2 separate regions of the Homo sapiens genome follow, and region 1 is linked to region 2. A link is a contact called in ENCODE Hi-C or POLR2A ChIA-PET data. All regions are on one chromosome and are shown on one strand. The core of a region is the stretch at or near the end of the contact, and the rest is flanking DNA. Distances in the headings are between cores, read along the strand shown.

Region 1 (6,090 bases), core at 2,490-4,989, 140 kb after region 2:
TGGGGCACAGGATTAGAGACTGGTAGGGCCCCAGGTAGGACTGAGTTGTGCAACATGGCAGCCCTGGGGAGGGTTTAACTTATTGATGTGCTCCGTCAAACTATGAAAAATTATATAGCACGCAAGCTTAAAATGTTTCCCACTACTACACAGAGATTCCCCTAGATATCTTATCCTCCTAGTTTCGCCTCATATGACATTGCTGTGGAGATAAAGAGGTCAGGCAGAGGAGGAGAGTGGCCTCTCCCTCCTGTGAGAAAAGGCACTTGCTCCCAACAGGATCAGGAGTGAGGACTCAGATGGTCCTCGCAAGCCATCAGGGGGAGCATGTGGTGTTGAAGAGACCCTGCCGTTCAAACCTCCTTGCTGGTAGTGACACTGAGGGACTGGAACCCCTTAAGGGGAAGCAGCTGAGGTTTGGGCCAGCTCAGGTGAAGCAGGCTGGCTGCCCTCTGCCCTAATCCTCTGAAGGAGCTGGAGGTAAGAAATGCTCTGACTCTCTCACAGGAGGGCTGGAAGACCCAGTTCAGTGGGAACTGTAAAATGCTTGGGAAAACAGAGACCCCTATTAATGCAAAATATTATTATGAACCCTCCCTCCCCACATACTTTTCAACCTCATGAGGTGTTGTCTTTAAGGCCCAGTCTGGTTTAAATTATAAGATGAATAAACTCACCTGACCTGACAAGCAAATGTTCTGCTGGACCCACAGAGCCTTGGAAAGAGCAGCCTTTGCTTCTCCGCCCGTTTAGGAGGAGCAACCCTGTGGGCCTGTGGGAAATGCATGGACTGGGTGTCTGGCAGGTCTGGGTTTGAAGCTCAGCTTCATGAGCAGTGGGCCTTGGCCTTGCTGCGCCTCATTTTCCCCCCCTCACAGGGCTGTCTTGAGGCTGGGTGGAGTAGTCCTCTGGAAGCCCTGAAGGTTTGACCGTTCTAAAGCAGTGTTTCAGGTGAATTTATACATTGATGGGAAGGAAAGAAAGTCTGTTGGATTTTTAGACGATGCTTATGCTTTGGATACAATCAAGCTCTTTCCCCAAGGGCCAGACCAGGGACAAATGAGCTGTATCCCTAGTAAGCTAGCTTTCTTTTAATATGAGGATGTATTATTTGCCACAAAGGACAAATGTGAAACTACCTCTTGATCAGTCACAGACTGTGGGCCTCTTGGGAGTCTGGGAGGTCACAGGTCAAGGCCTAGAGAAATGGCTGTGTCCTAGGATTAGGGACAGTGGAACTGCTTTCTCTCCTGAGGCCTCTTTGGTGTGGTCATGGGGTGCTGCTGATGTCTGCAGCCCTCTGGGCACTCTCTCAAAGCTGCCCTGTAGCTGGAACATCTATCTGCATCCCTACTCAGCGCAGAGGCAGTGAAATGGCAGCAAACAACTCCCTTCTATTTCCTGGTGGCTTGTTCTCTGGGACACGGAGAAGAGCATGGTGACTGCCAGGTTTCAGGCCTATCTAGCAGGGCAATGAGAGCTCCTGGGCACCTGAGGATTCAGAACCACTTCTTTCTTTCTTTTTAATTTTTTTTTTTTTTTTTTTTTTGAGACAAAGTCTTGCTCTGTCGCCAGGCTAGAGGGCAGTGGTGCGATCTTGGCTCATTGCAACCTCCGCTTCCCAGGTTCAAGCAATTCTCCTGCCTCAGCCTCCTGAGTAGTTGGGATTACAGACACACACAACCATGCCCAGCTAATTTTTGTATTTTTAGTAGAGACGGGGTTTCACCGTGTTGGCCGGGATTGTCTCGATCTCTTGACCTCATGATCCGCCTGCCTTGGCCTCCCAAAGTGCTGGGATTACAGGCATGAGCCACCGTGCCCGGCCCAGAACCACTTCTTAATTGAAGAGAACATCTTCCTTCTCTTTGTCTATGGGATAAAGTCCTATACCTGTAACCAAGGCCATACCCAAGGGTCCCCCAAATAGCTCAACTCAACTGGCTGATGCTCATGGGTAGCCATGACCCCTCCAGCCCATTGCCCAGCCTGTCACACGCTTCCTGCCTTTACACATGCCACTCCCTCACTTCCTATTTCTACCAGATGAACACCTGCCTGTTTATCAGTGTCTCTGAGAAAACATCCCCCTTTCCCCCCAAGAGCAAGGGCAAGGCTCTGCCTTCATTGCATCCTTAGCCCTCCAAGCTAGCTGATCTACTCTCACATCACTCCCCTGACCAGCATGTAGAAGCAATCCACACAGAAGCAGGCCTGGCATGAAGTGTGGTCCTGGGGCCCCTGTTGGGCCATCTTAACTCATTGGTTGCTTGATCATGAGGTGGGGCCCAAAGAAGTGACAGGGCTGCTGGGACTGAGGGAATTACTCAGGCAATTGATGCTGACTCTACCTTTTTGTGATCAATCTGGTCTCCTTGGTTCCAGGATTTGGAGCTCTGTGCTCCAGCAATGCAAGCTGCCTCTGAACCATTTGTCTTGTCCTCCTGCCCTAGGACTTTCCTTCTGCCTTTGACTTTAATTTTCTGCATGGATCCTGGACATGGTTCAAACTTCTGGTTCTAGTGGCCCAACTCTCTATGAAGAAGAATTCCCTGTCTCAGCCCCAGAATCTCAGGTTTTCACCCAGCTTGCTATCCTCAAGGGATAAATCAGACTCTTTCCTCTCTGCATCCCATCTTTTTGTTGTATAACTTATTTTGGGTTTTGCTTGTTTGTTTTTTGAGACAGGGTCTCGCTGTGTTGCCCATGCTGGGGTACAGTAGCATGATCACAGCTCACTGTAGGTTCAATTTTCTGGGCTTCAGTAATCCTTCTGCCTTAGCCTTCCCAGTAGCTGGGACCACAGGTGTGTGCCACCATACTCGGCTAATGTATTTTTATTTTTTGTAGAGGCAAGGTCTCACTATGTTGTCCAGGCTGGTCTTGAACTCCTGGGCTCAAGTGATCCACCTGCCTTGGCCTCCCAAAGGGCTGGGATTATAGGCATGAGTCATCATGCCTGACCTAACTTATCATTTTGTCTTCTAACTATTTGTTTTCATGACTAAGCCCCTCCCTGGACTGTGAGCTATTTAAGGGCAGAGTGGATGTCATAACATATTTCATAAATTAATGCATGAATCAATGATGATCAGTGTCTGTAGTATTACAATCACTTGTAATGCTACAGATGATATTATAGCCCTATGAATTACATAGAAAATCATTTTTATCATCCATGACTTCCATTTCAAGTCTCCCAAGAGGGAGGAAAAAGAATCTCTGCCTGTCTGGCCCCACGTGGAGTCCAAGGAATATTATAGTTCTTTTCCTTGTATTTTTCTAACGCCACTACATTTTGGGGGGCTTATCCACCTTAGTACCTACTAAGTTCAAATTTGGACTAAGTCTGTAGCTCGGTTGTGCATTTTGAACTTCATCTTAAATTGGTCATGGCCCATTGCTACTGCTTCACATTTCCTCCGTCGTGTTTTCTCTTTTATTGCTTCTATAGGTTGTGAGTTAGGATAATAAAGTCAAGATAAAATTGCTCCAAGCCATTTGCAGCTCTGGGAAGCTGGCACAGGGCTGCCAGGAGCTGGCTGGGTGCCACCAAGAGGAAAAAATATTCTTCCGTGTTGCCAGCCTTATCAGGACTCCTCACAGTTTCTTGCCAAAATTTTAGGAAAACGATGATCTACTCCCCTGCAGCTATTCTGTATGTTTCTATAGGTGGGGAGTCTTTCAACAAGGATTTTCACTAAAAATACCTCTCATGTTTTTCCCCTGGTTTAAGACTGTAACTTGAGCTCCATATTGTGAAATACTGACATTGAGATATTAATCACTGTGCATAGTTGAGGCATCATTGTCATCATCATCAGCCACTCACACTAACTGAAAGTTTATAAGCTATGGAATCCCACTCAGGACGTGCTCATGAAAGAATAATTGGAGATTATTTTTTAACTGTGAAAAATGTTCTTTTGGAGGAATGAGGAATTGGGAAAATAGGAACAGATTATAGAAAGCTGGTAGGAAATCACAATTCTATTCTTTTATTTTCTTTCTGTTTGTTTTTCCAAGATAAAGGGTCTCCTTATGGTGCCCATGCTGGCCTTGAACTGGGCTCAAGTGATCCTCCCACCTCAGCCTGCCAAAGTGCTGGGATTATAGGCATGAGCCACTCTGCCTAGCCTAAAATTTTCAATTTTTTTATGGAGGTGTGGTCTCACTATGTTGTCCAGGCTGTTCTTGAACTCCTCCCTCCTCGGCCTCCCAAAGTGTTGGGATTACAAGCATGGGCCACTGTGCCCAGCCCACACAACTCTACTCTTTTAAATATTTGCTCTACATCTGTTTGATGCCACAACAATGACTCAATTCCGACAATTCAATTTATTTATATGGGTGTGGCTTTTTTTTCTTATTCGATGGGGGAGTTTGTCTATCTGGCATAGACAGACAAGCCAAATTTCAAATTCTTGTTTAAGTGTTGAGAAGATATGGCCATAAGCATGTCTTTACTCAGTCAATCAATTGAACTTCAATCAACAGTGCCTACTGAGCACTAACTATGTGCATGCCCAGTCCTGTGTTTGGAAGGATACAGAGAATAAGGTACCATTTCTCCCTTTTCTTTATTAATTTATAGTCTAGTCAGAATTTATAGACTAGTCAGGCAGTCCTGGGCTCAAATCCCAATGCTATAACTTAGCAGCAAAGTGGAATTTTGGCAAATGATCTAATATCTCTGCACTTCTGTCTCCTCCTCTGTCAAATGGGGTGATGATAACACCTAATTCACAGGGCTGCTGTAGGAATCAAGGGAGATTGTGGGTGTATTCTGTGGGGTGTATCTATAAGTATTGGCTTTCTTCCCCTTCCCTTAGCCTTTAGCCTGGGGTAACCTCAGTGGAGAGGATTCCTAGAAGCCCTGTGTAAAAGCCTTCTTCTTAAGGCTAAGGGCAATTACCTCCATGGCCACGTGAAAATGGGCGCATAGTGGCTGGCTTTAAGTGAAGGCTGCAAACTGGCTGCCCACTGGCCAAAGCCAGAGTTAGACACTTCCAATTAGTCCTATATGATGTTAAAAAAAAAAAAAGTAATCTGCGGGCACAGTGGCTCATGCCTGTAATACCAGCACTTTGGGACGCTGAGCTGGGGGGATTACTTAAAGTCAGGAGTTTGAGACCAGCCTGATTAATGTGGTGAAGCCTCGTCTCCACTAAAAACACAAAAATTAGCAGGGCATGGTGGTGCACGCCTGTAATCCCAGTTACTCGGAAGGCTGAGGCAGGAGAATTGTTTGAATCTGGGAGGTGGAGGTTGCAGTGAGCCAAGATCTCGCCACTGCACTCCAGCCTGGGTGACTCAGTGAGACTCCAACTCAAGAAAAAGAAAAAGAAATCTGTTGCAAGCATTTAAATATCAAAAGCTATTCATTAAAACCCCAATTTGGGGATTCTCTTGAAAATCGGAAGATTCTGGCTTTTGACATTTGGATGGAGCTGACCACAAGCTACTTTCTTTGGATGGGTCAAGCACTCTCCAGAGTGCTTGTGACTTCCCACAGGGAGATCAGATGTGGTAAAAGGACACCATTAGTTCAGATCTAGCCAAAGTTCAAAGCTTAAGAAAAAGAACCAAGCCAAGAATGATGAGCCAGGGCAGCCCTGATAGGACCCACCAGAAGAGTAAAGGCTTAGTTCATTTAACAAATATTATTGAGCACCTTGATGTGCAAGTCACTGCATTGGGTGCAAGTGGGAAAGAGAAAGAACATGTGTTGGGAGCCTACTATGTGTCAGGCTCTGACATGAGCTCATCTAATCCATCAACTTCTTGAGGTAGGTATTAAGATTTTTTTTTTTTTTTTTTGTAAATGAGAAAGTAGGATTAAGTGGCTAAATGGATCAGCTGCTAAGTGCTGGAGTCAGGATCCCTGTACTCTGAGGGCCTAGGTTTGTCCTCTATACCTCAAGCCTGCGAGAGCAGGATGGAATGCGTCATATGTTCCTCTGTACTGTTCCATGTGCAAACTGGGCACATGACTGTGGATTGTGTGAATTTTCTGGTGAACGATAGGACAGTTTTTCCTCTGGCTCCTGCTCTCAAGAAGATTCTAGAAGCAAAGGAGACGATGATTGC
Region 2 (6,160 bases), core at 3,552-6,051:
TTAGTAATTTTTTTTTTTTTTTTTTTGAGACAGAGTCTCACTCTGTCACCCAGGCTGGAGTGCAGTGGCGTGACCTTGGCTCACTGCAACCTCTGCCTCCTGGGTTCACACCATTCTCCTGACTCAGCCTCCCAGGTAGCTGGGACCACAGGCACCTGCCACCACGCCCGGCTAATTTTTTTTGTATTTTTAGTAGAGATGGGGAGTAATTGTTTTATGGTTCTTGAAGGGCTGGGAGGGGCTTCCTGGTCTCTGCATGTCACTGGGGTCAGTGGGAGTGCTGCTGGAAAGTGAGGGAACATATGATGATTAATAGTAATAATAATAATAAATCAGTACTTGTAATGTCCCAGGAATTGTGTCAAGCAGTATCTCATTTAACCCTTACAACAGCCCTTTGAAGTAGATACTGGTAGATGGTATTTCCATTGGCTAGGTGCGGTGGCTCACGCCTATAATCCCAGGACTTTGGGAGGCTGGGATGGGAGGATTGCTTGAGACCAGCCTGGCAACCTGGTCAGACCTTGTCTCTACAAAAAATAAAAAAAATTAACTGGGCATGGTGGCATGCACTCGTGTAATTGCAGCTGCTGGGGAGCCTGAGGCAGGAGGATCCTTTGAGCCCAGGAGGTCAAGATTGATGTGAGCTGTGATCCCACCACTGCACTCCAGCCTGGGTGACAGAGTGAGACCCTGTCTCAAAAAAAAAAAAAAAAAATGGTATGCCCATTTTACAGATGAGGAAACTAAGGTTAGGAAACTTAAGTGACTTGCCCAACTAGTATGTGGTGGAACCCAGACTGAGACATGGGCTCTTAACCCCCCTGCTACTGTGTGTCATGTGAGAAATGTTGGAGAGGAAGTCCTGGGATCTCCTCCTGAAGAAATTGTCCCCACTACTGGATCCAAGCCCTCAGAATCAATTCATCCGTGAAACATTCACTGAGCCTCCTCTGTGTTCCAGGCCCTGAGGATAAAACGTGATCTGAGTCTTCAAGTAACTCAGGAGCCAGGGTGAACAGCCAGGGACGGGAGTCGGCCAAAGGAGGGGCCTTGGCAGGGGTAGGGAGGGTGAGGAGGTGCTTCCAGGAGGTGGCGGCAACCTGCTTGAGTCTTAAAGGACAGGAAGAGCCAGGCTGGTAAAGGGGTGAGGGTTGGGAAAAGGGCATTGAGGGCAGAAGGGCTTGAGCACAGAGGGGAAAGAAACCCCTGAGAGACACCATCAGCACACTCATTTCAGCTCTGCGGCTCACCTGCCTCCACTGTCCCCGCTTCTGCCGCTGCCCTGGTTACCAGAAGTCGTTTTGTTCAGTGGGAAGGTGGGCACAGGTCACTGCTAGGGGTGGGTACCTGAACATGCCAACCAGAGCCTCCTTTTTCCAAGATGTTTGAACATGGGTCAGATGGTCTCTCTCCAGGGCCTGACGGTGAGAGGTGCAGCCTGCAGAAGGCCTTAGCAGTGGGTGTGCAGGGGGCACCGTGAGAGTGGGCAGACCAGGCTGTCTGAGCAAGGACTCAACACACCTCTGAGGTCCCGCTGCATGCTCAGCATGGGTCCCGGGACACATGCCAGGGCCTTCTTAACACATTTCTTGTTTCCTTTAGATTGTCCAAATTGGGTTTCTGTCACCTGTAACCAAAGATCCTTGCTGACACAGCCCCTGAGTTGGTCAGACTCAGGAGAGGGACATTTAAACTAAGAGAGGCTCACCTATAGATCAGGAAGCCAACTGACTCATTTCCCGTGAGAAGTGTCACGGCTCAGTGGGTCAGCCTTTCACATCATTACTGCCGGTGTCTCCTTTCCCTGGAGAAAAGCCATCTGGATTGACAACTGGCCTCTTGGAGCAGGCCCCAGGCCCAGCAAGGATCTATAGCTAGAGGCATCAAGCAAGGACTGCCCAAGGGTCCAAAAACTGTTTCTGTTAAGGTCCAGACAGTGAATATTGTAGACTTTGCAGTCTCTGTTGAAACCATTCAACTCTACCACTGCAGTGTGAAAACAGCCACAGACAGCACATAAATACATGAGCATAGCTGTGTTCCAATAAAACTTTACTTATAAACATTGAAATTTGAATTTCATACAGTTTTCATGTGTCCTGATGTATTACTCTCTCTTTTTTCTTTTTTGAGACGGAGTCTTGCTCTGTTGCCCAGGCTGGAGTGCAGTGGCGCAATCTCAGCTTACTGCAACCTCTGCCTCCTGAGTTCAAGTGATTCTCCTGCCTCAGCCTCCTGAATAGCTGGAATGACAGGCACACACCACCACACCTAGCTAATTTTTGTATTTTTAGTAGAGACAGGGTTTTGCCATGTTGGCCAGGCTGGTCTGGAACTACTGACCTCAGGTGATCCACCCGCCTCGGCCTCCCAAAGTGCTAGGATTACAGGCGTGGGCCACAATGCCTGGCCAATATATTACTCTTCTTTCAACTTTTTTAAGAACATTAAAGCCATTCTTAGCTCTCAGACCAAGCAGAAACCAGTGGTGAGGGACCAGATTTAGCTTTGCAGCCTGTAGTCTGCCTGCTGTTGGCCTAGGGCATGAACACGTATGCTGAGAAAGAAGATGGTTGACAAGGAGGCTGGACAACTGGGTCCATGGGCCAGGCCAGGGACACTTCTGGGGCTGCTATGCAGGCTTGTCACTCTAGCTGCTTCTTCTCTAGCCATTCAGATCACCCTCTTCAGTCTACACCCTCCTGAAGAAGAAGCTCAGGACCCATGAGTGGGCTTAAGTGCTTGGAAATGATGACATGTCTAGTCTTGCCTTCCAAAATTTAGCCTTGGACTGCCTTGATGCAGCCGCTCCTGACGCTTCTAGGGGCAGCTGTCCTGCCCCTATCCCCTGTGAAAAGCAGATTATGAAAGCCCACTCATCCCACCCCACACAACCCAGGACCCAGAGGCCAGGGAGAGAATAGGCTGGCTGCAGCCGCTGACTCATGCCCTGGCATGAAGGCATGAACTTGTTCGAGAGGGATCTTAAAAGATACAGTAGGAAGCTGCAGTTACAAGTGGGCTCTGTGGCTGGGTGTGGTAGCTCACACCTGTAATCTCAGCACTTTGGGAGGCCGAGGCAGGTGGATCACTTGAGGTCAGGAGTTCAAGACCAGCCTGGCCAATATGGTGAAAACCTATCTTTACTAAAAATACAAAAACCAGCAAGGTGTGGAGGCATGTGCCTGTAGTCCCAGCTACTCGGGAGACTGAGGCAGGAGAATTGCTTGAACCCGGGAGGTGGAGGTTGCAGTGAGCCGAGATTGTGCCACTGCACTCCAGCCTGGGGAACAGAGTGAGACTCTATCTCAAAAAAAAAAAAAAAAAAAAGTGAACTCTGTGACTGGAAGGTTGAGTAGATTCAGGGACCAGGGTAGTTGTAGGAGGCCAGATGTCAGTTGAAGTTGGGGGAATGGAGATTGGTGGAAGAGATAACAGTGGGTATCCTGGAGACAGAGATTGACCGACTGACTGGCTGAAAGAGAGACAGACACAGCAGGTGAATCCCAGACCTGCCTTGTTTCTGGCCCTTCCTGAGGCTTGACTAGGGGGTCTTCACTGTAACTTCATAGCCCCCTTCCCCTATACCTGGGGTAATCTGGGTAATCCCAATGCTTCTCCAATACGTTCTATCAAACCAGAAGCTGTGGAGCAGGTAATTTCTTTCTATTTATTTATTTTTGGATTGGTATAAATTTATGGGATACAAGTATAATTTTGTTACATGCACAGAATTCGTAGTGGTGATGTCAGGCTTTCAGGGTATCCATCACCCAAATAACATACATTGTACCCATTAAGTGAATTCTCATCATCCATCCCCACATCCCCTTCTCTGCGTCCACTATCATTCATACTCACACCCATATGTATACATTATTTAGTTCCCACTTATGAGTGAGAACATGAGTATTTGTCTTTCTGTGTCTGACTTTTTTCACCTAACAACCTCCAGTTCCATCCATGCTGCTGCAGAAGACACAATTTCATTCATTTTTGTGTCTGAACACGATTCCATTGGGTATACAGATCATATTTTATTTATCCAATCATCTGTTGATGGAGACGTAGGTTGATTCCATGTCTTGGAGGACGTCATTTCCGCTGTTGGCGGAACTCATCCTGAGCTTCTGATCTTACTCTCCAAGGGAACTCTGCACTTCATGTTGGGGACTTTTTGCTGTCTTGGTGTCTGCAGGTTGGAATCTTGCTTCAGCCACAAAATTTCAGTTGGGTGGTCTGGGTCTCACTTCCCTCACCTCTTAAATGGCTGTCCTGCATCATGCACCATTTACTATGACAATGTTGACCTTTATCTGAGCCCTGTGCCTCCAGAAGGCAGCGACGATAAAGTTCTCCAACCTCTTTAAGTTCCAAGGAAAGAGCTAAGCCACAAAGGACCACCTTAAGCTCGCATCCCAAGGAAATACGGATCTCCATCCTTTCTTACTATTCCCTAAGATTCGCTGATGACTCCATTGTTTACCTGCCTCTCTAAAACCCCAGTCCCCTTTGAGATGCTCCTCATTAATGAACGTTCTCCCTATTGCAATGGCCTGAATGAAATCTTAACTGTCTGGGGCTTTTGGCGTTCACAATGACCATAATTGTGCTATTGTAAGCGTCAATCGGGGGCGCAGCCGGAGTCCCAGGTCCCAGTCCTGGCTTCCCCATGTCAGGCTTCCCCTTCGGGCCGGTTTCAGGTCTCAATTGGGAGCTCCCTAAGGGCCCCTGGCTTAGAATATGTGTGAGTGGCAACCCAGTCCCTCAACCCCTGCGCGGGGAGCCGGGGCAGAGCGAACTGCTGTAACTTTCGCACGCCGCCACCAGAGGGCGGCGGCTCCGCGGAGGAGGGCCCCAGCCTCTGCGCCGGCTCGCGCCCGCAGTGCCTTTAAAACGTGCGTTGGAAGTAGACGCCACGCAGCCTGCTTTCCAGAGTCCCGGCGTTTCCCCTCTTCCACCGCTGCACTCCAGGGGCCTCCCTTACGCGTCCGCACGCGGCGAGTCCTTCCACTATGCAGGGCGCGCCGCAGGACTCTTGAGTGGGCGGGAAGGCTGGAAAGCCAGCCTGGAGCTTCTGGTCTCTAGTGCTGTGCAGGGCACAAGGTCCCTGCCCCTCCCGCGGCCGCTGGCCTCTCTTCTCCTTAAGCCAGGTCGAAGGATTCCTGAGGCAGCGGGAAATGGGGAGGAGGGACAGGAGTCCCAAGACCACTGTCTTGGGTGCGGGATTTAACCAGTCACACCCGTCAGCCCCTTGGAACGTCACAGTGTTCCCTTAAAGTGGGCAAGACAAGAACTGTTGCCCCGTCTGAAAGTGGGCAAACGGGCTCCCAAAGAAAAAAGTTGATTAGGAGAGCTAGTAAATGGCAGAATTAGGACAGGAACTCAGTTCTCCTAGGCCCAGACTTGGAGCTCTTGGGGTGGGGCAGCACAGAGATGGCTGTCTGCCTGGCGTAAGTAAACTGGTCCCTTCAGCAGAAACGGGCGCTGCACATCCTCTTCCCGCAGGACGGCGACCCCTGGACATCAAAATGCAGCCACTTTTGGACTCAAATTGTAGAGTTCTTTTTTGTTGTTGTTGTTATTTATGTATGTATTTATTTATTGACACGGAGTCTCGCTCTGTCACCCAGGCTGGAGTGCAGTGGCGCGATCTTGTGTCACTGCAACCTCCACCTCCCGGGTTCAAGCAATTCTCTTGCCTCAGCCTCCCGAGTAGCTGGGACTACAGGCGCCCGCCACCACGCCTGGCTAACTTTTGTATTTTTAGTCGAGACGGGGTTTCACCATGTTGATCAGGCTGGTCTCGGACTCCTGACCTCGTGATCCACCCGCTTCGGCCTCCCAAAGTGCTGGGATTACAGGCGTGAGCCACCGCACCCGGCCCAAATTGTAGAGTTCTATGTACAGCCACGTTTCCATGATCTTTTTTTGTTGTTTTTGTTTTGTTTTTGTTTGAGACACAGTCTCACTCTGTTGCTCAGGCTGGAGTGCAGTGATGCGATCTTGGCTCACCGCAACGTCCGCCTCCCAGGTTCAAGTGATTCTCTTGCCTCAGCCTCCTGAGTAGCTGGGATTACAGGCGCACACCACCACGCCTGGCTAATTTTTGTATTTTTAGTAGAGAGGAGGTTTCACCATGTTGGCCAGGCTGCTC

What was found. Hi-C counts contacts between places; a loop is a spot of excess contacts on that map. ChIA-PET counts read pairs that join two places held with the same protein, here RNA polymerase II (POLR2A). Pooled maps may share reads with other maps.
Region 1: a loop to region 2 is called in a map of MCF 10A, with 4 times the contacts of the local background. The contact joins two enhancer-like sites. A Hi-C loop is called at or near these places in 4 of 168 maps with a recorded cell type or tissue (CD14-positive monocyte, MCF 10A, PC-3 and 1 more) and 4 of 50 pooled maps. POLR2A ChIA-PET finds 5 or more read pairs at or near these places in 4 of 52 experiments (B cell, GM12878, MCF 10A and 1 more).

Annotation. Positions count from the first base shown.
Region 1 is chr15:67,995,257-68,001,346 of GRCh38, forward strand. No RefSeq gene overlaps it. Among named protein-coding and RNA genes, the nearest start is that of PIAS1, 56 kb to the right of the region's middle. Within about 2 kb of position 3,740, at least 3 of the 41 ENCODE cell types and tissues checked have a DNase peak (open chromatin) inside an H3K27ac peak, as active enhancers do.
Region 2 is chr15:67,858,755-67,864,914 of GRCh38, forward strand. No RefSeq gene overlaps it. Among named protein-coding and RNA genes, the nearest start is that of RNU6-1, 22 kb to the left of the region's middle. RefSeq lists enhancers at 968-1,468, 1,524-1,613, 3,963-4,052. Within about 2 kb of position 4,802, at least 13 of the 41 ENCODE cell types and tissues checked have a DNase peak (open chromatin) inside an H3K27ac peak, as active enhancers do.